5 separate regions of the Mus musculus genome follow, and all the other regions are linked to region 5. The links are chromatin loops, found by intact Hi-C in ENCODE. Cell type or tissue: heart. All regions are shown on one strand. Region 1 overlaps Gm32379 (a long non-coding RNA gene). Region 2 has its middle 21 kb from the start of Gm32379. Region 3 overlaps Zmiz1os1 (a long non-coding RNA gene). Region 4 holds the start of Gm31838 (a long non-coding RNA gene). Region 5 has its middle 7.5 kb from the start of Gm32224.

Region 1 (5,000 bases), 82 kb after region 5:
CAGGGGGATTAAAACACACGCAGTGCATATCCAAGGCTGCCTTTTGCTACCTGCATACTTGATGCTTCAGAGAGTGGGTGGGCATGATGAAACCCGGGCCCTGTGCATGTCAGACAAGTGCTATGCTATTTAGCCCTTGGATATTTTTTTTTCGACAGGGTCTTACTATGTAGTCCAGGCTAATGGTTTCCCCATACTCTACCTCCCCAGTGCTAGGATCATAGGCACATACCAGACTGTGGCGAAATGAAACCTACCTCAGAAAGTAAGACACAAATAGGTACTGAAGCCAAGCAGGCACTTTGCCAGCCATGGCTGCAACCCTTCCAAAGCATGATTGCTGTGGAAGGTGATATTGCTGGGGTAGTTCTGGTCCAGGCTTCTGTAGCCCATCTGCAAATCTTTATACTAACCCACATACATGAAGGGTCTTGAGTGAGACCCTCTTGTTTTCTGAATATCACCAGTGGAGCAACACTATAAACTCAATCTTACGGTTGCTATGAGACCCAGTTGGCCTATGAGCCCCGGCACCCAGGGTCTGTGAAGGCTAAGATCATCCACAGTAAAGAGAATAGAAACAGTAAGAGTAGGTGAGGAGCACTAGCCAGGCCCATTTGCTTCACAGGAAAGCTCTAACCCACAGAGAGTCGGAAAGGCAAGCAGGAAGGCTGGTAGGTGACAATGCTGTGCCAGGCACTATGCCAGCTCGTAGCCTACAGCATAGCATTTAACCATGTCACTGGTCCTATGGACAAGGGGGCTCTGAGAACCATTCTTTTTAGAAGAGGGAAGGGAAAGACAGACCCTGACTGAGGTCCCATTGCTGGGAAGCCCTTGGGTGTCTACAGAATCTCCCCAAAGCAGACTGCAATGAGTGCAGTAAGGGGCAGGACCGGACACATACATCCTGGAGCCGGTAGAGAAGTCTGGGAGGCAAAACAAACAAGCAGGCGCTGATTTCCCTGGAGGAGGCTGGACCACCTTCCCTTCTTTCACAGGCTCCCAAGCCAAAACAGCTGCTTTTTATCATTCCTCAGAAATCCATAAAAGGGATGGAAAATGTTGGTGTGGGGAGTGTGGATGCACACTTAAATTTAACTGTGGCTCCCACTGCCTGTGATGGAGCCTGGAGATAACACCTCCAAGCTTGGGGCGGCTTCAGCCCAGGCATGGGGAGAAGAATGGTGTCCAAGGTCCACTCTGACAATAGTGTCTATCCCTCCTTCTCCCTACCAAATGGAGTTTTCTCTGTGTCTCTGCCTCTGTATCTGTCTGCCTCTGCCTCTCTGTCTTGGTCTCTCTCTCTCTCTCTCTCTCTCTCCCTCTCCCTCTCCCTCTCCCTCTCCCTCTCCCTCTCCCTCTCCCTCTCCCTCTCCCTCTCCCTCTCCCTCTCTCTCCCTCCCTCCCTCCTTCTCTCCCTCCCTCTCTCTCTCTGTCTGGGGGGGGGGGGGTGCAAGTGCCTGCGAGCTCACATGAGCTGGCTAGATTCCCTACTCATGCCTGAAGGAAGCCTTTCTCCCCTGGCAATGGCCTTGTCAGCAGTTCAGGCTCATCTTCTGCAGGTGGGACAGCCAGGCTGAGGTTGAAAGTCAGACTTTGGGTTCAAGAGCTGACTCTATAAATCAGTCTGCTCACACTGTTGAGTGTGTAAGTGGCTCAAGAGCCCATGAAGGAGCTGCTGCTGTTGCTGCTGCTTCCTCTTCCTCTTTCCCGTCCTCTTTCTCTTCTTCTCCTCTTCATCCTCTTCCTCCCCCTCCTCCTTCTTCCCCAGTGAACATGAGGCAGGGGGCAGAGGTGTGGGTCTTCAGTAGGCTCTGGAAGGATACAGGTTTAACAGATCTTATTCTCAGTCACTGGCTTCTTGAGTCTAAATGTATCTGCCATAGGCCAATTAAGGTTCAGAAGTTAACTGAAGTTGTACCAAGAAAGGGGGTAGCAGGGAGTGACACCCACCCTCTATCCTCTGTTGTAAGACCCTGAAATTCAAATGTTCCAGGGACTGAAAGAACAAGAAACCAGCCAGACCGCCCATGCTTAGCAACTCCCACTGTCACCCATGACTCTACAAACCCAGCATTCATAATACATAGTTTCTAAGAGAAGCCAAATGTACAGGTCTTTTGCATACTCCCAAGTCATGAGGATTCTAATAGCCATACCAAACTTGTTAGCAAGTTGAGGACTTTAAAGTATCACTGGGGCCCTCTTTTCTGCCCTGACCTGGGAGTATCAGGAGAGCTACCCCTTTCTTTCCCCTGAAGCCTGCTGCCCAGGCTTTCCCAAGGCTTCCTGCTTTGAATGCTGGGGTCGATCAAATCACCCTGATAGAGAAAGCCAGCCATAGCATCCGATAGAGTTGGGAGCCAAAACTAACTGTACATTCTTCACCGTTACTTTGTCCAGCCTCTGTCTTCTTACATGTGAGCTTATCTCAAACCTCTGTAAACAGAAAATGAGAAGTTTAGCAAAGTTCCCGAAGCCCAGCGTGCCCTGGCAAGGTTAGCTCTCCCCTTTGATCTTTCACAGGCCATGCCTTCAACCAGGAGATCTTCAGTGCTTCTGATACTGCTCAAGTTTCCTTCACTACCAAGGCTCCCTTGAACTGGCCCAGTCTCCATCTGCATGCTCCCCCTGATGGCCAGTTTTACTGTGCCCAAGCTCCAGCCCTTCCTGGAAGTGCCCATATGCCACCTCCAGTGACACTTGGACCTGACATGCCAGGGGCAGTAAGGGAATGAATAATGGGCACACATATGGAAAAGCTGTGGTCAGGGAGGTGGTGTGCACCCTGATGGAGTGGCACCAACTACAGCAGCCCAGAGCCCAGCATACTTCTTATGTGCAGCAGGAAAAGAGGGGCTAACTGGTCTCAGTAAGAGGTGTCTGTAGTGAGCACTCCCAGGCTCTCAACATCCAAGAGGAGAAAGCTGCAGTTGCTCATTTTTGCCCACACTGCCAACGTTTAGATTCAGACCTTCCTAGTGGGAAGGCGTTGCCAGTTTCCCATGGATGGCACATGACAAACAATACATTAGCTCAGGACCTCATTTACTCAGGACTTTACTCAATCCCTACACCCATCTCTGTAGCAACATCTTCTCAGAAGATGGTAGAGAGGACAAGTGTCAGCCTGCCCTCTGCTACATGGGAACAACTACCTAGAGCATCCTGAACTGGGAAAGTCTAAGAGAAATGTCCACACTGAACAATAGGAAATGCAGTCCGTTAGTTATGTCTGCTGAGGGCTCTGTGGGGAGGCATGGGAGTGCCTGTGCAATGTGTCTGCTGATGACCATCTTATACAGAAGATGCAGCATCTAAACGTGTGTGTGTGTGTGTGTGTGTGTTTGTGTGTTGTACATGTGTCAGTACAGGCAAGTATGGAGGCCAGGGATCAGCCTCTGAGGCTATTCTTCAGAGCCAACAATCTTATGTTTTGAGACAGTGTCTCTTTGTGTGGCCTTCAGCTTGCCAATTATGCTAGCCTGGCTGGCCACAAGCCTCTCCAGAGCTGGGATTACAATACACACACCATGCCTAGCTTTATGTGTTGGTGCTGGGGATTAAACTTAGGTCCTCATGCTTGGGTGGCAAGCTGATTAAACCAGCTCTTTAGCCCTGAGGGCAGTTGTTTATAATCTAGGTTTCTGAATCACATTGTGAGATCAGTATAAAACTGGGGGGAGGGGGGGCTGGGCGTGGTGGTGCACACCTTTAATCCCAGCACTTAGGAGGCAGAGGCAGGCAGATCTCTGAGTATCTCTGAGTTCAAGTCCAGCCTGGTCTACAGAGTGAGTTCCAGGACAGCCAAGGCTACACAGAGAAACCCTGTCTCAAAAAACCTAAAAAAAAAAAGCAAACAAGACTAGGTGGGGGGAGACTGAGAAAATCAGAGACGGGAGTGGAATGAGTTTCCTAGAGCCCCAGCAAGCAGCAAACGTAAGGGCAAAGTTCAAGTGTGTCTGAGCCCATGTCCCCACTCTTGACCCTATGACCTCATTTCCCCCTACCTGAGAATCACCGAGGTCTGGGGACAGTCATATCCCTGGATATGTGTGATAGATCCAAGGCAGCATTTGGACCCCATGGGTTACATTTGAGGGAGGACAAGGGCCTTGCTCATGCTGCACCAACCATGTGACCCTGGAGTCCCTCGTCCTTCCATCCTCCTAACAGTAATGCATAATGCATCATTTATTTCTCTTGTGGATCCAAAGGCCGCATAGAGAAGCCACACGGATGACTAGCTTCCCAAGAGACCTGCCCACAGTCAACTCTCAGAGGAGAGCTTTGGCCTGACTGCTACCTCCCCCATGATCTGAGGCACAGTGCATGCTGGTGACCTCCTACAGCAGCTTGGGGACTGAGACCTCATCCCACTCCACTCCTCCCCCTGTGGGATCCTTTGAACCCTAGAGGCATTGGGTCATAGGAGTGTGCAGAACCAGGGGCCAGGTTGCTCTGCCCTGACAGTTCAGTGTCAGAGTCCTGTCCCACCTGCCTTGTGATTCAACGTACAGTTCTACCCTAAAAGCTTTGGCTGGTGTCACCTGCCCTGCGGCGTCACCTGGCGGGACCTGGCAGGACAGAGCTGGATGAGATAATGTCTGGTCAGGGATCCGGCTGTGGAGCAAGTGGCTCTTTGCACATGTGCCCAAGCTTTGCCTTATTTATGCGTTTCTACTTGCAACTCTCCAACTCAGCAAGCCCAGGCCGTAAGTAGGGGGAGGTGGTAGCCCACTCACGGTTTTTCTACAGCTTGGCTTCCCACACATAGGCCCCAAGTTGATGATTCCAGGGTTTCCCTGCAAAGAACAACATTCCAGTCAAAGACTCTTGTGGCCCAAGAATGCCTTAGGGCCAGAGAAACACAATCTGCCACCCAAGTTCACAACTCCGTGGCGGGTCCTAGCCAGACAGCAAAAAGAAACAAAGGGGTAGCATTAATTTAGCACCTACTGTTTTCCCAGTAAATCTAGAAATTTCATAGCATTTAG
Region 2 (5,000 bases), 110 kb after region 5:
CCTCCCCAGCACCTTCTCCCTGGGGAAGCCAGGGGGGCCAACTGGCTGTGGGGATCCTGTGGGGATGCCTGTCAGGCTTCAGTCCAGAGCAGGGAGCCCCAGGAAGTACCACCATAGATAAAACTCAGTTGATTGTACTTCAGTGTCTTCCCTTTTAAGCCAGGTCATTAGGGTACATGCTACCAGGACAGAAAAAGCATTTCTAATTAAACTACAACACCATACACAAAAGGCTGAATGGAAAGCCACACTTCCACCACTGAATTCAGATGTGAAGATGTGTAGACCAGAAGAGATGCACCATGGTAAAAAAAATAATAATAATTAAAAAATAAAATAAGAGTTCGCTTATTCTGCCCCAGCCAGGAGACACTCAACCACCCAGAAGCCTTGCCTAGGTGACTTAATTCATTGCTAATTTCCCTCCGTAATTTCTGGAGATTGAAATATAATTACCATATTTTCTGGTTGAACAGACTGAAGAATACATGGGTCAGATTGTTTCCCCTGAGTTACAAATCAGTGAGGGATAGGCATGGAATTCAGAGATTCTTTACATACAGCTTTCTCTCTTCCCACTGATTCCATAACATCCCGTGTATTTCTGATACCCAAATAGGTTCCCCCAACCCCTCTGCTTCACTTAACTGTCATGTTGACTCTGGTAGAGCCTCTCTGCAATTCCTAGAGAGGCTGAGACAGGATCACCAAAAGTGCAAGACCTTCATGAGCAGCAGAGTGAGTTCAAGGCCAACCTGGGCTACTCAGTAGGACCCTGTCTCAAAATAATAATTTTTAAAAAGGTCAAGGGTATATCTCGTATCTCAGAGGTAAAGCTCTTGCCTAACATGTGCTGGGCCTCTGGTCCCATGCTCTGTACCTTACTTTGCTGGCCCAGCACCTGCTTGGGGAGCCCTCCCTCTCAGCAAGCATGCATGTTTCCTATTCTTTGTGACTACTGAGGTCCAGAAGGAACACAGGCCTCCCACTGGCCTCCACCGCCATAGACGTTACCATTGTCTCCATTTCTGTTAGCTTATCTGGTTGGTGGGCTGATTTTTGATGGAGAGGTTTTAGTAACAAAGCATGTACCACCCACCGTGTTTGTGTGGTTCTGGGGCCTCTCGCCAGCATCGCCAGCCCCACTTCCGTTTCTGAGTCTCACTGACAAGATTGGGATAAGCAACTTTGCCCAGCTCTGCCTGATCCTCTGCATAAGCTGAACACAGAGAAATGAAGTTAGCTGCCATTAAAATGGCTGAGCTAGGTCCCCACCAACGCTACCACCGGCATGTGCATGCATAATAGTAATGAATAACAATACTGTATGGAAGTGGTTATCTGCTAGGGACTTAGATCCCAGATCCCCCAGCACCAGGTTTCACTATGTTTCAAAGCTCTGGATGCTGGGGACACCTCTGCCCAGCTGGCCACATTGCTCATGGGTAACTATAAAAGTGGCATAGTGTGTCAACAAAAGCTATGAGGGTACAAGTAAAGGCATCCACTGTCCAGTGTACCTGGCACATTAGGAGGAGCAAAAGTTGCTGTGGATCTTCTTAGAGGTTTTGCTGAACAAGCAACTTCTTTATAGTAATCCCCAGTGAAGGAAGGAGGAGTCTCAGGGGAGCAGCCCTTACCTGAACCAACTTCAAATGTTCGTGACACAAGGCCAGAAATGATGAAAGTCACAAACAAGACCAGAGACATTGTAAAGTTAAAAATAAGAGAGGTTTCTTTGAACTTATAGTTCTTGTCCAAGGTCAAAAGCTCAAGTCTGATAATTGGCCTTCTCTCTGGCAAAATCTTAGAGATGTGTAGGATGCCATATGGTGAGGCCCATGAGAAAGAGAAGAGAGATGGGAAATGTGTCTTCTAGCCTCTCTTTGCTCTTTAGAGACCACCCACATTTAATCTCGCACAGGGCTCCACCCTTCTGATTATGTTGGATTCCCATGGCCCCCCCAAGCTTCGCTCCACCCACTATAGGAACCTTGCTTCCATCCTCTCATCATTTCACAGTGGGAACTCAACTCACTGTGAGGTTTTAGAAGAGGCAAAGCATTGCAAGCCAGCCCAGCAGTGTGAGCCTCAGGCCAAGCCAGCCCAGCAGTGTGTGCCTCAGGCCAAGCCAGCCCAGCAGTGTGAGCCTCAGGCCAACCAGGGTGCAGTGTGTGCCTCAGGCCAACCAGGCTGCAGTGTGTGCCTCAGGCCAACCAGGCTGCAGTGTGAGCCTCAGGCCAACCAGGGCTGCAGTGTGGCCTCAGGCCAAGCCAGCCCAGCAGTGTGTGCCTCAGGCCAACCAGGGCTGCAGCAGCTTGGAAACTCTCCTGCTTCCACCTTCCCACATGGCCGGGCCCAGACCCTCCATGAGACCTCCAGTCCTTCTTCAGATTTGCTTACCATAACCCACCCTATACCCTCCCAGAAAGATCTCTTCTCCACCCCCAATAGAGCAGAGGAGATCTTTCTGGGAGGCAGAAGACCGGAGTCCACCTGACCCCAGGTCCCTGCCCAGTCATTTGTTTGTCAGGTGGGAAGTGGAAAAAGATACAACACCTACTGGGTACTGTGGCTCAGCCTAAAGAAGCATGCAAGTGGGCCCGCTCTCTCTCTCTCTCTCCCTTTCTCTCTCTCTCTCTCTCTCTCTCTCACACACACACACACACACACACACACACACACACACACACACACATCTCTAGTGCATGTAGCACAAGCTCTGCATGGAGGGAAAACTCAGAGTCATCACCAGTGCACAACAGCACAGCAGGTTGAAATCAGAGACCATGGCTACTGTGTACCAGCATCAACTCTCTCTCTCTCTCTCTCTCTCTCTCTCTCTCTCTCTCTCTCTCTCTCTCTCTCTCCCCCTGTCTCCTAGTCTCCTAGTGGGGAGCAGGTAGGCAATAGCATCCCTGCCTCCTGAGACCTGAGTCTTGTCCACCCTAGTCCCCCAGAGCTCTGATGAAAATGACTTGCTCAATGGGGTATGGTTCAGAGTCCACAGTGGGGGCTGAGATCAATCAAGGGACCCCAGGCAGGAGAGGGAAGCTCTCTGATCCAGTGACTCAACAGGACAGCCCAATTCATTGGGACATCCACTGGGGGAGCAAGAGAGGGTGTATGCCAGCTGAGAGCCCTGCCTGGCACTCTGGGGGGAACAGATGGGGGTGGGTTTCAGGTCACCAAGAATCAGGAAGAGGAGGAAAGAATTCAGTAGAAGTTTCAAAACCTCTGCTCACTCCCTCCAGACCAGCGTGGGGCAACAGTCAAGAATTTTACTGATGCCAGAGAGAACACTGGGTGCTACAGGCATGGCAGACAGTCCAAAGTGAGCGGCAAATGGGGAAAGGTGAAGAGGAGGCATTTGAGATGACTAAGGACCCTCCCCTCTTGTGGGAGAGTTACACGAAGCATTCTTCAGGGTGTGTGCAGATCTCTCCCCTTTGAACAAAACTCTGGCTTCTTTTGCTACTCCAGAGCTGGGCCAGCCTCAGCAAGCTGGGTAGCACTCGAGAGGGTAACAGCTCCACATCCAGGGGAGCCTTGACAGAGACAAATGAGACTCGGTGTCAGCCGGGCTGAGCCACCTGGGAGTCGATGCACTCCTGCCGTCCAGGACCAGCCCCACCCCTGCACCCTCATTATACAAGCTGGGATGTCCTCAGGCCAAAATACTGTGTACCGCCCCTGCCCGAACCTGAGTGTCATTATGACAACTCTCACTTGAAATTATTTGTTTTTCTCTATTGATCTTGATTCGACACTGGGAAAATGTATTCTTTGTACGACATTCCCAAGGGCTTAATTTGTCCATGTTGGAAGCCTTTTTTAATAGGATTCTGCCCCATTGTTTATTCTGAACATTGAGTTCTGAGAACCGGGATCCAGCTCCGTTAATAGAACCTCATTACCAGGGTCTCTCCGCATCAGGGAGCTGATAGTGGCCTAGTAAGCAAGAGGCTGCTGAAGGAGCTTCAGGAGCTGCCAGATCAAAGGCTCGTGGGAGGCCACACTGTCATTGTCCCCTGCCACCTTCCTCCTATTTGGAGACCTAGAGCAGTGACAGTCACTGAGCTGGACAGTCCCATGTGAACCCCATCTCAGAGAGGTCTTCCCACCCGGATGACCAAAGAAGCAACCTTTCTCAAAGTAGGACCTGTGGAACCCCTGCATAAGTGTCCCCCAGGTGCCAGTGCAGAGGCAAACTGCTGGGCCTCTGCAAAACAGTGCCTTAAGATCTAGACAAGAGAGAGTCCTATTATGGAACCCACACCTCAGCTCCATGAAGGGACTTCCTTCTGTCCAGGACTGGCCAACTGGGTGGTCCATACCCAATGTCATGCTTGAATCTCTCTGTGTAGTCTCCTGTTCTTATGTGTTCCTCTTGTTCAGAGACTGTCCATCCTGGCCCTACCTGATGACCCCAGGTTTGGACCAGTGTGGCAGCAAGCTCCAATCATCTAGCATCACCTGGTGCCTCAAAGTGGGGTGGGCAGTGTTAGCCAGGCAGCCTGGTAGAGGGAGCATCCCCACCAGCCAGGGAAGTGTTCTTATCACAGGACTGCAGGGCACTGAGCCAGTGAGATGGTACTCATGTGATTTTGAGTGGTTCAGACGGTTTACACAAATAGTCTCCTCTCTGTAAAAATAAAATAAATAAAATGTGCTGGTCTGAGGTTCTAAGCAACCCAGGGCAGCTCTGCCAAGACCCCCCAAGACAAGAGCTGTGAGTATAGAGCCTGTAAGATCTGAATCTGCTGGAAATATATGAGGAAATGGGCTGAAGAGAGGCCTCGTTTAAGGCTGGGTAAGGATGAGTTACTAACCCTTCCTGAACTTTAATTTTCACTCATGAGTAATTTTGCTTCTGGAACATTCCATCTCCTTTATGTAACAATGCAGCCTGGGAATCTGGCTCAGGTAAGTCTAGGATCCTGCTTAGGACTCTCTTAGAACCACGGCTGACTTAGCCAAAGAAGAAACACAAAACCTGA
Region 3 (5,000 bases), 280 kb after region 5:
GCTTACCTTATGGATTGTAATGTAAACATTTTTAGAGATAGAAGTGTGACAAAGAGGTCACAACCTACAGGCTGAGAACCATGGCCTAAGGCCAGACCTGGGTGCTTAGTAAGGGCTTGCTTACACCCCACCCCAGGGACACTAATCAGAAACAGACAAGGGTGACCAACATCTTTCCAAGTTATTTGGATGCTCTTCAACACTGGAGTCCCAATACTCAAAGTTCACCCCAACCTGAGTTAGCAAACGCACTGTGCAGGACCATGGCCAGCGGTCCTAAAAGCCACCACTAGGCCTCTGTCCCCTCCACACAGCTCTCAGCATAAAAATCACTAATGAGGGAGAAGAGGCTGGAGAGATGGTTAAGAGCACTGGCTGCTCTTCCAGAGGTCCTGAGTTCAATTCCCAGCAACCACATGGTGGCTCACAACCATCTGTAATGGGATCTGATGCCCACTATTGGCATGCAGGTATACATGCAAATACAGCAGTCATAAACATAAAATAAATAAATCTGAGAAGGAGGAGGAGGAGGAAGAAGAGGAAGAGGAAGTAGATAACACCAGTGGGGATGTTTCCAAGTTCATTTCCATTTCCCCACAGGAAACTTTCACCAGAATGAATCAAAAGTTGAACCAGCAATTTCCCCCGCCCCCCATGAGTTCACACACACACACACACACACACACACACACATACTCGTGTGAGAAGCATCGTGTCCAAGCAGTAAGACAGCCTGGCTGTCTTGCTTTGGCCCCTCACCTGTCAGGCTCGGCTCTACCCCACCCAGGCACAGCCTGCCAAGGCAGTGAGTAGTGATAGGTGGCTATTGTCTCTGTGTCTTCTTTGGCAGACAGAGCTCTGACACTGGAGCCTGACAGCCTCTGAGACCTTTGTCTCCCAGGCATGGCCAGTGGCCATAATTGATATGGATGTCAGGGCTGCCGTCCTTGCCCAAGCTGGCAATTAGCGCTTGTGTTGGTGGCTGCCAGGGATTCCTGATGCTGCAGAGCAAAGACTTGTCAGGTTTGTGGCCACGCGGCTCATTATATCGGGGACATGGGCTCCCTGCCCCCACCTTCTCTGATCTCTCTGAAGCAGAGAGGGTAGCTGAGCCACCTTGTCACTTCCATCCTTTGTTCAAGAAGGTAGAGTGGAGCTGATGGTGACAGTCCATCTCCATCTATAGGTCCTGGGTCCTACACAGAGTGACCAGTGGGAAGGCTGTGAGAGAACTCAGGGTTACCAGACAACTACAGCAGTGAGGGGCATATGCCTTCAGGAGTCGGGCAGGCACAGCCCATACAGTAACATGGCTGGGCTGGATGGCACTCATGCTCAAGTCCCTTGTCAAAAAGGTGAGCAGCGGGCCAGATCCAAATTCTCTAAACTGTGGGTCACATCCACTAGTAGCACAGATAGATAATTTAGTGGACCAAGGCATCATTTTAAAGACCAAGAACAGGAGCTGGAAAGACAGTGCAGTGGTTAAAAGCATTTATTACGCTAACAGAGGACAGACATTGGGTTCCCAGCACCCACATGGTGGCCCACAACCATTTGTAGCTCCAGTTCCTGGGGATCCAAAACTCTTCTGACCGCCAAAGGCTCCTACTTGAATGTCACACACACACACACACACACACACACACACACACACACACACACACACACACATAATTACATATTTAAAAATAAATAAAAATGGCTCAGTGGATAAAAGCTAACCATGCAAACATAAGGACTAGAGTTTGCATCCCCCAAACCCACATAATAGCCAAGCAAGCATGGTAGCCATCTGTAATCCTGCCACTCAGGAGGCAGAGATCGGGCAGGGGGTTCCTCAGGACAAGGCTAACTAGACCAGTTGGAACTGAAGAACTTTGGATTAAGTGAGAGACCCAGTGCCAATATATAAAGTAGGGAACAATCAAGGAAGCCCATAAATGCTAACGTCAGTCCTCATGTGCATGTGCACAGAAACATACACACATTCAAGCATGCACATGCGCACATCACTATACAGAGAGAGAGACAGAGACAGAGACACAGAGAGAGACTAGAGTAGAATAAAAGCTAGAAGATTAAAATAGAGTAGACTCACATGCATTTCCTGAACTGAAGACAAGTGCAGTCTCCTTAAATTTTGTTCAATTATGCACGCATAACATATAAATGAGTGTTGTACAACACAAAAGGTTTCTCGGGTTGTAGGTTCACAACCCACAAGTGACAAGGATGGGGCTGGCTACTCCAACCATTCCAGGGATCTCGGTTAAAGAGGACTCTAGAGGAAGTTAAAGTAGAGGAAGGCTCAGGTGTCTTCAGGAAATTTCCAGATTTGTTGCAGTAAGAGGTAAGCAAAGCAGTCGCTTAGGGCCAAGGGTTCCCACCTGCCCTTCCTGGCCCAGTCCTTTAAGCATCTGTGAACTGGGTTGTCTGGGCAGGAAATGAGGTGCCTCTGCTGGCATCTTGGGTGCAGGCCTCCTTGCTCCCTGCTTGAGAGCCAAGCCACACTAAATGAGGGATGCTGGGATACAAGGACTCTGCTAGTTCTGTGTACATGCGAAGGAATAGACATCAGTGTAGGATATTGCACAGAAGCACACAGCAGATCCCATCACAATCATGTAACACCTACATCTAACCCAACAACAACAACAGCAACAGCAATCTATCCTGGTGTGTCAAGAACTGCAGAATCCCTTAACTTCCAGGGACCATTCACAGAAAACACCATTCACTGACCCCTGCCTCGCACGTGACAGTTTACACTGCACTTTCCTGTACATCTTATACACTCATCGCTGTAGGGTCCTCCTCCCAGCTCCCAAGTCACAGTTGAGAAAACAGAAGCCCAGAGATGCCCAGCAGCCTGCTCAGGGACGTGCAGCTAACAAGAAGATTAGCTAAGAGGCCACTCAGCCTGCCTGAGCTCAGCCCCACCCACCTCCGCCCTATTTATTAAACCACGCCTCCCTGAACAGTTTGGGATCTGACAAGCGTAGTCATTTTGGAAAAAAATCCCCTGCCAAGCCAAGTCAAATTTGACAGAGTTCAATAAGGGCTTTATATTCTCTCTTTGCTATTAAATCATACTTTCTTTTAAAAAGCTTGAAGCTACACAATTCACTACTGAAGCAGCCTGTTCCAGACGCTGGTAAGGTCAAGACTGGTTTCCACCCTCAAAGTGTGCCTGGCCCCACCCCCGCCCCGCCCCCTGCTACCCCAGTGAGGCTGTATGGGCCCTGAAGACAATTATCTGCCCTGAAAGCCGGCCCCTCTCCAGACAAAGGCACTCCCCCACTCACATTTATCAGTTTTATTCCCTTAATGATTCAAACTTGTGCTGCGATGTGCAGCTCAGAACGGAGGGTTTCATGGATTTAACAGTTTTATTAATTTAGGAGGTTTCCACTGAGCGCCAGAATGGCTCAGTGTGACAAAGAAGGTATCATAAATGAATTGATTTGTCACGTATCAGAATGTGATCCAGCAGAGATTTCATTATTGGAGTTATTTTCCTCCAATTATCTGCAAACTTAAAATGCTAAAGAGCACCCCCCTCCACCCCCACCCCCAGCAGCAGCCGGCCTGGATCATTTGAGCAGGAAATAAATGGAAATCAATGGCCCAAATTTGCTGCCACATGCAAAGGCCGCCCAGCCTCCCTCCTCCCTCTGTGTAGCCACTTGGGGAAAACAAAGCCAGGGCACAGAGGCCACAAAGGCCACCTGCAGCCTTGAGGCATGCTGTGCCTGTGGGACTGAGTCTTATCCCAGGGCCCTGGCCCCAGATGACCAAAGAACAGCGCTAGGCAGCAGCCTGCCTGGCAACACCAGCAACCGAGCACAGGGTGGGGGCTGGGGGTGACTATGGAATGAATGAGTGCTGAGCAGGGAGCCTGGATCATCCCAGACACTCAGAAACTGTCACACCACATCAAATGTGGGTTCGCTTGCACTCCCAGGCCACCAGATGCTGTTAGCCTCGGCCTGGGGATCCCCACTCACCCCAGCCCTCTCCTCTACTGTCCAGTCTTTCACTGCAGGCTGGTCCCTCCTCCCCTTGGGTCCCTGCTTCCTCTCTGGCCCAGGTTCCAAGCCAGCCTTTCCTATTCCTGCCCACTGAATCTCCTATCTACCCCACACAGCCCCTCCTCCCGTGCCTCAGTTTCCTTATCACCAAGAGGATCATGGGAACAAACTCTAGCTCCCTGCTCAGGGCATTTGTATACAACACACCAGTCCTTCTTTGCCACTAAATTTGAGGTTGTGCCAGGCACCCATGAAGATCATGGAGAAAGGTGGAAACCACTTGCCTTCAGGGAGCAAGCCCCCTTTCATAAACACACAGAGATGAACCTGGGACTCAAAGCCTGACATTCGGCCTAAAGAATAGGACTCCAGGTTGACAGGGCTAGCTAGCTGCAAGGGAGAGACACCTAGCCAGCACCTCTAACATGAGAATTTTTTCACCTACCCCTTTGGAAAAGACACTAAGCCTGTTATAACCAGCTCAGTGTCCAGGGGAGGACAGCAAGAGCCACTTACTGTGTGTGACACCTTTTCTAGGTGCTAGAACAGCTTGGGCCCTTCTCATTTCTTCCTGAGGATATTTTTTTGCAAATGGAAGGGAGAAAGGTCCCAAAATAAGAAATGAGCTGTGTAAGGTCACACTGCCCAACCTAGCCCAGGTCCATGTGACCGGAGAACACTTGCAAAGATGTCGTCCCCCTGCCATCCCCAACTGCACTGGCTTCCATCCCGGTTAGTGGCAACTGTCATCTATCTGGTAGAGAATTCAAAGGCTGAAATCAAGGCCAAGAGGAAACAGAGCAGCGCCAGTCCCCAGGTGAGGGGCAGGTAGGGACAGGTAGGCCAGATCCCACTTGGTCCCTTGTTCCTGGAGTATCTTCATCTGTCCCGAGAGCAGAGGCAGAAAGCACATGGAAGACTGGAAAGCTCCCTGCCTAAGATGCTGTGTGTGTGTATGTGTGT
Region 4 (5,000 bases), 340 kb before region 5:
ATCTACCTACCTACCTATCATCTATCTATGAAATGTGTGAAAAGATAAGCCTAGAGCGTCTGTAACAGAGGTGCCTGGAAACAGGAGAATGGAGGGCAAGCCTTTGACCACCTCAAGCTATGGGACTCAGTGTTTAAGAGCAGATATTTGAGCCCTGAGCAGTGAAGGCTCCCAGGTTCTCAGTTGTTACCAGAAAAGCAAAACATGAAAGAAGACACAGAACTTCCTAGAACCACGTCCGACTTTGCTGGGTGTGCTTGGAAGCATGGGGGATGGGGTATCATGTCACTTGTCTCCTTTGGACTCATCTGAATTTGCTATCATGCAAGAATGACCTTCGTAATAAAGGGTATTGTATTTTCAGCAAGGATGTTTAAATCTACAAGCAGTCACCTGGTCTAATCTTGGTTGGTGCAGAAAGAGGGAAGCTCCTCTGTCCCTGTCACTGTGGGTTCTCGTTCCCAAGGGACAACATAGATCCAAAGCTATCTTTCCTCCCCCTTCAACTGTTTCCCCGACCCCAGGAGACCAGTGGCTCCATGAAGGGATAAGGTCATACTAGTTCCTCCTCCAGGCAGTACTCCCTGATTACATGGCCACCATCTCTCATCTGCCCTGGGTATAGATGAGAGTCAGAGGGCCTTAGGACCTAAGGTCATCTGAATATCTATACAGAGAGCTTACAACAGCTGCAGTGACACCATCCCCTTTGGTTTGTCATGTTTCAGGTGTGGGGTTATGTGCCTTTCTGGTCAAGACCAACCAGCCACCCTGAGCATGCCGGGATGGGAGCAGCAGAGGCGAGAGAGCGATGTGTTATTTTACTGAAAGGTCACACAGCCAGGCTAGGGCAAGGCTGGGATTCTACTTCCGATCTATCTGGCACAGGTGACTTCCTTTTCTGTGGCTATAACTCAGTCTTCTCTTCTACTCTGGCTTGAGGTTCAGAGTGTGTACTTGAACTTGCATATAGCCCTGGGGCAGTGCAGTAAGGGATAAATGGTAGAAACCCATGCACTTCTAGCAGATCTTCAAGAATATTCCAAAGCTTTTTCCACCCCCACCCCTACCCCCAGGCTTGGTCAAGGTCACGAGCTGCCCAGGGACAAACTGAGACTCCAACCTGGGTGAGTCTGACTGTCTGTCCCTGACCCTAGCCTGCAGACATGCCAAGCTTCTTCCCTGGATGCTGCAAGTATGACCACTTGAGCGATGCATACGTGGGAACGGAGAGCCTGTCTGGAGCTTGCTTTTGTATGGTCCCTGGGCTAAGACTGTTTGCATTTGGAAAGGTTTATAAAAACAAAAATCCAAAGCTGGAGCTCAGATGCATGCTTGGTTGACAGAGCTTAACGTGTTTCCTTCCTGGTCCTCTCAATTCATATAGAAGACAACTTCTTCATCCCACAAGCTAGTGGTCTCTTCATCGCACTCCAGTGGGCCTGGGCATATTTTAAATGAACATGAAAGGTCTCGCTCTGCGTTAGCCATCATAAAAGGGTGACTCCCTTTTATTTAATTTTTTAATTTTTGGGTGGTGATGGAGGAAGGATCTGTGCCCAGTGAAGAGAAAATGCAGCAATTCCATGGTTGGATTTCTGGAGTGAGGGAAGGATTTTTTTTTTTTTTCTTTCTGAATGGGGTTAAGTGTACCACTGCAGAGATAAACTATCTTACAGCGTTGGAGATCAGCGCTCTAGGTACCAGGCACTTTCCACAGGGCGGTAAAATGGGAGTCCCTGCCCCACCATACACCACCCATTCTGTAGTCAAGACAGTCCTGTACATTGAGAGACAGGTTCTGAAATTGGAGGAGGGCCAAGGAGGCAAGCAGGAAACGCGGGAGGTGCCGCTAGCACTGAAAAGTGAGCCGGCTCTGCAGATAAACGGGAGGGGATGTGGAGCAGGTGGTGCTGGGGCCAGGCAAGGAAACGGCCCCAGTAAAGAGCTCCGAGGTTGGGCAGCCTGAGTGTGGGCCTAGGGCAGTAGGTGTCAGCAGAGGCGAGGCTTTGGGGTTGGCCGGGCCCGCCCCTCCACCGCGCGGCCATTGTCTGAGCCAGCCGCCGCCTTGGCAGCAGAAGGTGACATCTGGTGACTAATGGCCGCGGCTGCGCGCCGCCCTCCTCCCTCCCACAGCGCCCAGGGTGCAGCTGCCACACTGCCAGCTTTTCTCTGTTCCCTCCCACTTCCTCCCCACTGTTCCTCTTGCGGGGCTGGGGACGGGGCGGACAACCGGGACCTGGAAGCAGGACAGATACCAGCGTTTTTTCCAGCTCGCTAGGCCCTCCCTGCGGGTGCCTTGTGTCTCTCGACTCCTTAACGCGCAGGCGCCTTCTCTTCCTCGCTGCAGCAGCCACTACCGTGCGCCCTTGTGGACAGTGCCACCCCTCAGGGATATCTCAGGAAGCAGCCTTGCCCTATGCTGCACATCTTACGGAGGGCACAGCCCAGTGGGCACAGGAGTTCACATGTCTAGGTACCAACACACGGGTGTAGGGCCCCTTGGTTACAATAAATGTCATACATTAGATACCTGAGTGTCTTTTCTGTTTTTGTGCTCACGCACATGGGAGGAATGGTTCTGGCTGACAAACTTGGGGACAATCTATCTCTGCGTTTGGAGACTCTCATAGCCTTGCTCAAAATAGGTGCTCTTTGGGCATGTACCTACACACTCAACACAGCAGGGGATTGTCCTTGTCAAAGTTTGAGGACAATGACAACAATGTAATTCAGATCCTAACCACTCTCTAAGCCAAACTACCCCTCCCCATGTTCATACTCCTGCTAAATTAGATGCACTTAAAAAACTGCATTTAAGAGGCTGAGAGGACGGCTCAGTGGATGAAATGCTAGTTACTCAAGCAGGAAGGCTCGAGTTTGAGTCTCCCCATGGGCTTGTAATTCCTAGAACGGGAGAAGAATCTACGGGGTTCACTGGCAGGCTAGTCTAGAGAAATAGGGGAGCTTTGGGTTCACTGAGAAGAGATTGAGAAATACAGTTCACACTCACACAAACACACACACACACACACACACACATCAGGAAAGAAGGGGGCAGGGAGGAGCAGTGGGGAGGAGGAGGAGGAAGTCCATTTTAAAACTTGGCCAGATGTTCAGCTTCTCTCTTACAAGATCAGAAGCCCTGCCACTGTGAGGCACCTTCCCAGCTGGCCAGTGTGGGTTGTAGCTGGGTTTGAGGTTCCTCTGGCCTCTTCAGCTGCTCACCTCCCTGTTCCGATAATCCACATCTCCTCCCCTGTGGACACTTGCTCTGTCAGTCCTGTGAGTGGCTGGGCTTCCAGGAGAGTTCTTAGCCTCTAGCCAGCAGTCAGAGCCCCAGACCCTTGAAGCTGGCAGTGAAAGTAAGGTGCTTGGTTCTCCTCACAAGCCCCAGCTCTGAAGACCACAGTAAGGAGACGTTCCCCATTGCACGGGGTTAAGGGGACTGTAAGCCAGGGAAGCCCTGTGTCATCCAGAGTACCGTCTTCACGTGATGTCATAGGGTCCTGCCGATGACTCTGAGGTGCACTACCATAATGGCTTCTACTCTAGAGTGGTAGAGGCTGGGGATGAATTGAGGTGACCACCTAGTTGTGAAGTACAACTGGGCACTGCTGCAAAACTTGTAATCTTGGTAGTTGGGAGGCTGGGGCAGAAAAAGCGTTTGAAGCCAGCCTGTACTATGTGTTGAGACCTGTCTCAAACACAAATGACCTCAGCCCAAACCAAGAAAGCAATGAGTTGGGAAGGCAGAAGGACGTAGGGTCCACACTCCTTTTATGTAGATGAGGACAGTACCTCTACTGGTCAGCTCCTGTGTGGGAGATGGGGAAGGGCCTAGGAAGCACTCTTTATGTCTAAGAAAATGACGTACTGTTTGGTTTTCATACAGCAGAGAGCGCCCCGCTGATGTGACTCTCCCTGGCCTCCATCTTGCTGAGGAGCACTGGTTCACAAAGAAAGGTTAATGTTGAAAACCTCCACAGAATGTTCACATGGGAAGCCAGGTGGGTATTGTCTCTCCACAGCACTCACCAGTCCTGTCACATCCCTGTGTCCTCAAGGGTTCTTGCTGCCTGAGAGCTGATGCTGCTCAATGGACCACTTGATCCTAGCCAACACATCCTTCTTTCGAAGGAAGTCTGAGAGTTCACTGATTTTCACAACATCCAAAGTCAAGTGGATAAGATGTGAGTGCCCAAAAGGTTAGGCCTGGGCTCGGATCCCAGCTTTCTTGCTTTCTGACAATGGCCCCTGAACAAGCAATTGTACTTTGTGCCTCTGTGTCCTCCTCTGCAGGTGACACAGTATAACACTTGTTCAGAGGTCTACTTGCTGAGAACTAATTGAGATTTACTCAATTAGAGAAAAGAATTGATAAGGGGTCCTTGCCCAGGGCAGGTGCTCAGTTCATCCCTGAGGCTCGGATCCCCTTGCCTCTAGCTACTGCTTGCTCTATTGCTCCTGACCCTGCTGGGTTTCATTTTTACCAACTTCCTTTGTATCTGGAGCCACCCTTGCATCTCTTTGTATGTGTATAGAAGGAATGGCAGGCCTTATTGACAAGGTGGTGGCCGCCTCTACATAAATGCAGTTGTTCTGCATGAGGGTCAAATTGAACCCTGCCTAAGAGCCTAGAGATTGATGATGCAGACCATGACAGCCAATAGGGAACTGCCAATTGGAGGCCATGCTTGCTTGGGACCAATGGGATGTAGGTGGAGGGTATAAAGGGCGCTCCCTGAGAATTAATAAACAAGCTTGCTACCCCATCTCACCTGCTCCTGGAGTCTGGGAGTCTGAGCCATTGATTCTGTGCCCCTCATCCCCAAGCCCCAAGGTTGAGTATGGCTGGGCGGCAGGCAGTCCAGGGTGTAAAGCAGCATATATGCTCTATATCCTCTCCTTCCAGCTGGACCTCTCTAATGTCTCTTCGCTTTCTCCTTGCATGAAGCTTGTGTTTGGTTTGGTTGGTGGCAACCCTGGCCTACACGGTT
Region 5 (5,000 bases):
CCTGTAGGCAAGTCTGTGGGCCATTTTCTTGATGAATGGTTGATGTGGGATGGCTAAGCCCACTATGGGCGGCGCTACCCTTAGGCAGGGAGTCCTGGAGTGTACAAGAAAACAGGATGAACAGGCCACAGAGATCCATTCAATAAGCAGAGTTCCTCCATAGTCTCTGCTCCAGTTCCTGCCTCCAGGTGCCTGCCCTGCTTGAGTCCCTGTCCTAGTTTCCCTCAATGATGGCTCATAGCATTGGACATGAAACAAACCTTTTCCTCCTCAAGTTGCCTTTGATTGTGGTGTTTTATCACAGCATCAGAAGCAAACTAATGCACTGCCCTACATTCTCCCCTTCCATCAATCATATTTCCCCCTGATATATGGAGTGCTGACTGAATGTCGAGCTTTCTCAGAAAGGCAGTCATTCAACCTGCTTCCCTTAGTATGAATGCTAGGGAGGGTGATTAGATCCTCTCCTTTGGACCACCCACTAGCATCCATCTTGGGATTTCAGATCATCTTTCAGCTTTGCACACACAAGGGCTTGTTTGCCGTAGGGTGGCTTTCAGGAAATCCTGGTATGGACAGAAGAGATGGACATGTGGCTGCTTCTCTTGGGGGATTGTTCCCAGGCATCCTTTATCCTGGACTTAAGTTTCAATTTACACAGCAAATAATTCATGGTTTTGGAGCTTACAAAGAGTGTTAGCATATGTTTAAACCCCATAACCAGCCATGATTCATTAGCCTTATTCTCCATGATGCCGATGAAGGCCTTGGCTGGGCCCACACAGCAGTCAAGCAGTACAACTAGACTCCAAGCCAAGCCTGACTCCAACAATGTGCCTTCCCAGCTACTCTCTGAGCTGGAGAGGATGCTCACCAAAGACTGGGACTCATGTGGAGTGGTGATTGGCCAGAGACCACAGGGAGCAGGTAGGGAGTCAGGGGATCTGAGTCTCAGGCCAAGTCCATGGCCATGTCTCCTACTGAGGCTCTTCTATGTACTCTCTAAATATCCCTGTCATTGAAGTTGATGGCTCCTGAAATGGAGTCTCTTGAGCAGGGACTGCAGGGTTTCTGTGAGGGATGCCCCTTTCTGTGTCCACACATGACCCATCAGACTTAGGAACTGCAGGGCTGGGTCGTCCGTGTTTGGCCCTTCCACATTCACCACAGACTTCTGATGCAATCTCATGTTTGCATGGCTGGCTTATATCATGCTTTCTCCACACCACTGCACCTTGGGTTTAACTTCATGGCTCTGAGGTGGGCCTGGGTATGGACACTTTCCACACTTCCTTATGAGAAGCCGGTGGATGACAGAGGATGAAGACTGTGAGACTAGCTGCTATTTTTCCTTACAGTGGTCACATGGTCAAACATTCCTGCTGGTCTTACAAGCATCCCACAGGCCTACAGACAAGGCCAAGTCTAGCCATGTTGGCCCTCATCAGGTGAGACCCTAATGGCATGACAGCACATGCATGGATGGATGATGTTGAAGTCCCAGAGGAGAGACATAATGGGAAATTGTCAAATCCCACTGTCACAGAAGCAGGAAAAATTCACAGTGGGGCTGTCCTGTGCCACCTGTCATCCTGTGTGGATTACAGGTGTCAATCTGCACACAACAAAGGCAGCGTTACACCACTGATGTAGTGCAGGGACATTAACTTTGTCAGCTTTAAGCCTCATGTTTAAATCTGCAGTGAGGACTGGAGATGTTCAGGTGGTAGAATACTTGCCTGTATGCACGAGACTCCGGGTTTGATTCTCACAGCCGTATAAACTGCATGTGGTGCTGGAAGCTTATAATCCCAGCACTGGGGAGGCAGAGGCAGGAGGATCAGAAGGTCATGGTCAAAGGCATCCTGGTGTGCTTAAGACTCTGTCTCAAAAACAAACAACAATAAATCTGCAGTACTGCTTTGACATCTCATCAGAGCAATGCAAACAGAGATCTAGTTGTAGCATTGTATAAATTCAAACAATATAGGATGGTGATCATTGAAACCCATACTAGGGAGCCGTGGAAACATGTTTTTCTCTGTTAATTCCTGAATTTTGAGGGTTGCCCCACCATGCTTCCTGGAGAAGTTGACTTGTGCTTCACCCACATGCCCACAGATTCCCTTCTTGGTACATGGGCATTCAAAGGTTATCTGTTGGAGGGATCCTGGCAAGCCCAGGGCCCCCAGACCCTCTAGAGGGCACCCAAGGACTCTGGCATGTCCTCTGCACCTTGGGTTGAAGCAAGAGTTAGCTTTGAAGATTTCCAGGCAATAATTAAATGTAATTTCAGGGGAAGAAAATCTGGTCAGTTTCGATGTGGGACAAATTGGCTTCGCCTATCTGTCTTGGAGAAAGCTTTGTGTGTTAGTCTGCTATCGGCCATTTTCCTGGAAGCATTGTTTCCCATTTCAATATAATTGCTTCAAAATAATGTGGAGGGATCAATTGCCACTTGTCAGCTGTAATTTTCTGTCACTGGGGGAAAATAATGTGGGGAGGAGAACAAAATATGAGCTAGCTTATTAGCCAAGATGGAGGGAGCATGGGAAGGCTGCCTCCACCCGGGACAGTGGGTTTATCTAGAAGACAACATGCTATTATGGCTTCTGTTCCTGTCCTTTTGGCTTCCATGCACTCCCTGTCCACAATTAGCAAAATCCGACCTCCTACCCCGATTCAGCACCGTTTCTACTCTTCCCATGAAAAGCCTTCCTGGCCTCTAGCCACGAAGACCTGGCCTTCCTTCCAGCTTAGTGACTTAGCCAATAAACACAGATCAAACACCCAGGTTTATGTAGGAAGTCTTTAGGCTTCAAAGAACTAGAGGCCTCGCTGACAGCGATGCCAACATCCAGCTCAATTTCCTCCTATCAGGAAGGTGACTTCAGGTTGGGTTTAGAATCCACTCCACGAGGACTCGTTTGTTCTTTGAGATGGTTAAATGGCCACCCAGGCTGCAGATAGCCACCTGCCTCCCTGCATGAGAAGAGGCCAGTGCAGGCACCTCCCACGGAGGAGTCGGCTCTTGCTAGGAAAGTCAATCTCTCCCAGGAACCCCTGGCAATGTTTAGAAACATCTCCGAGGTGGAAGTGACGTACAGCAAATTACACCTATTTAAAGTGCACGATCTGATCAACCTTAATTAAGTCCTCAGTCAAGACAGTTCAGAGATCAATGATCCCCACAAAATCTCTCCCAGAAATACACCTCCCCACCCTGCAGTTTGGAAAAAGAAATTATCCATGCCCCATTGTCCAAACTTGCTTCAGTAACCACCTAGAACTTGGAGAATACCTGGGAAAGCCAGGACTTTGATCTCTAAGACACATAAAGAAAGAAGCTCAGAAGTAAATGCTGGCCAGTTTAAGAGTGGACCTGTTCTGCCTACTGCCCTAGTATCAGCAAGAGGCAAGAACCAAGCAGTGGACTCTCTGGCCTTGCAATTGGCGGTAGCTGGGTCACAACAGAATTCTGTTGCTGTTAGCCAGTGGGTGAAATGGGAGGTAATGGAGCCTTTCAGACATGAGGTCTAGTGAGATCTGGGTCATTGAGATCATGCCCTCCCATGGAATCATGAAGTGGACACCTCCCAGCTACGAGGTGGACAACTTGCTGTGTCTTGCAGCCCCACCATGACGAGCTGCATCCCTACAGGCTTGGAGCAATAGGACCAACTGATCACGGGCTGAAAGCACCAAAACCATGAACCCAAAATAGGTTTCTCTTTATAGACTAGTGTCGCCATTATTTTGTGTCAGATACACAAAGCTGATTCATACATTCCATAGGTGCTCAGGAGCTAAAGAAGGAAGGGAACTAGATCCCTGCATTTATTGTACATATATCATATACCTGTTATTTGCTAATTGCTGAGTACCTCCTATGTTTCCAGTCATTACAAAGCCCCTGGGTGATATGTAAAGCATTTATTTCTTAGCCTTCCTTCAGAGGGGCTCACAGAGGTGACACAGTTGGCCTAGAGTGACATAGATGTAAGATAGAAAAATAGGATTCTTGACCAACCTAAGACTAGCACCTGGGCTCTTTTGTCTTAAGAAATTTCTGCCCCCAGAGCTTGCGATAACGGTAAGAGACATAGGCTCATATCAACTCCAACAGGCTTTTATAGGTGACAAGACATGCCCAAAGCTTGGCATGCAGAGATCACAAGTCCTGAGTCAAAACCCTCACCTGCGGGTACCTAGCATTCTTCATGCCCTGTGCCCGGAATGTGAAGGAGATCCATGGAAAAGGGTAGGAACCGGATGCATAGAAAATCTTGGAAGAAAGACTACCACATCTCATAAAATCTGGAGCTATTGCCAGCTGAAGGACCTTGGGGATCCTACGACCCCATAAACATATAGAGGGGCCGTCAATTCCTCCCACAAGATTGCCTCAGAGGTCTAGGGTCCAGCTGTGGCCCTATAATTACTGATGCTGTTTCTGCCACATAGGGATAAAGAGCCAGACTAGAGTTTCTCAACTGCAAAACTGACCAGCTGTATGGCCTCCGCTTTCCTATTGTAGGGAGAGACTTTCTGTTTCCTTGGCACTGGGCTGTTCCAGGGGAGGCAATATCTTCCTAGTATGTCTCCTAGACTCAGGACAAATGAAACAAGGTAAAAAGATCACCCCAGGTGAATTTGAGAACAGGTCACCAAGAGCTAGATTTTGCTTGGAAATAAGATGCCACCATTTGACACATGTAAGGGGATCCAGGTATTCTCATGACACCTTCTTGAGGCTCTTCCGTTGATGTCACAAATCCCTACGGTCAATAAAGTACTTGTTGCACAAGCACGAGGACCTGAATTTGGATCCCTTAGCACTCATGTGAAAAGGTTATGGTGGCATGACCTTGTAATTCCAACATTGGGGAGGGAGAGACAAGCTGGTCCCTGGGGCTCCATGGTCAATCGGCATAGCTGAAAGCATAGAGCTTCAAGTACAAGGGAGAGACTGTTTCAAAGGAACAAGGTAGAGGGCTCCT

Evidence for each region. Hi-C counts contacts between places; a loop is a spot of excess contacts. Peaks named below come from ENCODE experiments on the same cell type or tissue, not always from the same donor. Only the 100,000 strongest peaks of a DNase experiment are listed, where the experiment ranks them.
Region 1: a loop joins it to region 5, with 2.0 times the contacts of the local background. A loop is called at or near these places in 4 of 42 quality-filtered maps.
Region 2: a loop joins it to region 5, with 2.1 times the contacts of the local background. A loop is called at or near these places in 2 of 42 quality-filtered maps.
Region 3: it touches region 5 in a loop (2.1-fold over the local background); 3 of 42 quality-filtered maps call a loop at or near these places.
Region 4: a loop joins it to region 5, with 2.8 times the contacts of the local background. A loop is called at or near these places in 5 of 42 quality-filtered maps.

What each region holds. Positions count from the first base shown.
Region 1 is chr14:25,199,838-25,204,837 of GRCm38, forward strand. It overlaps Gm32379 (a long non-coding RNA gene), which reads right to left. Exons shown (of 5, transcript XR_383275.2): 4 at 4,749-4,808; 5 at 1,746-2,442. Among named protein-coding and RNA genes, the nearest start is that of Gm32307, 3.2 kb to the left of the region's middle. In heart, a CTCF peak has its summit at 2,644; no DNase peak of the experiment used is centred here; H3K27ac peaks cover 2,693 bases.
Region 2 is chr14:25,229,882-25,234,881 of GRCm38, forward strand. No RefSeq gene overlaps it. Among named protein-coding and RNA genes, the nearest start is that of Gm32379, 21 kb to the left of the region's middle. In heart, no CTCF peak of the experiment used is centred here; a DNase peak (open chromatin) is centred at 2,190; H3K27ac peaks cover 2,428 bases.
Region 3 is chr14:25,394,178-25,399,177 of GRCm38, forward strand. All of the region lies in intron 1 of Zmiz1os1 (a long non-coding RNA gene), which reads right to left. Among named protein-coding and RNA genes, the nearest start is that of Gm32645, 5.0 kb to the right of the region's middle. In heart, no CTCF peak of the experiment used is centred here; DNase peaks (open chromatin) are centred at 884 and 2,954; H3K4me3 peaks cover 766 bases; H3K27ac peaks cover 3,380 bases.
Region 4 is chr14:24,777,186-24,782,185 of GRCm38, forward strand. It overlaps Gm31838 (a long non-coding RNA gene), which reads left to right and starts at 3,893. Exons shown (of 7, transcript XR_874416.2): 1 at 3,893-4,010. In heart, CTCF peaks have their summits at 1,992 (motif pointing right) and 2,196; DNase peaks (open chromatin) are centred at 2,166 and 3,146; H3K4me3 peaks cover 1,112 bases; H3K27ac peaks cover 2,878 bases.
Region 5 is chr14:25,117,981-25,122,980 of GRCm38, forward strand. No RefSeq gene overlaps it. Among named protein-coding and RNA genes, the nearest start is that of Gm32224, 7.5 kb to the right of the region's middle. In heart, a CTCF peak has its summit at 2,201 (motif pointing right); no DNase peak of the experiment used is centred here.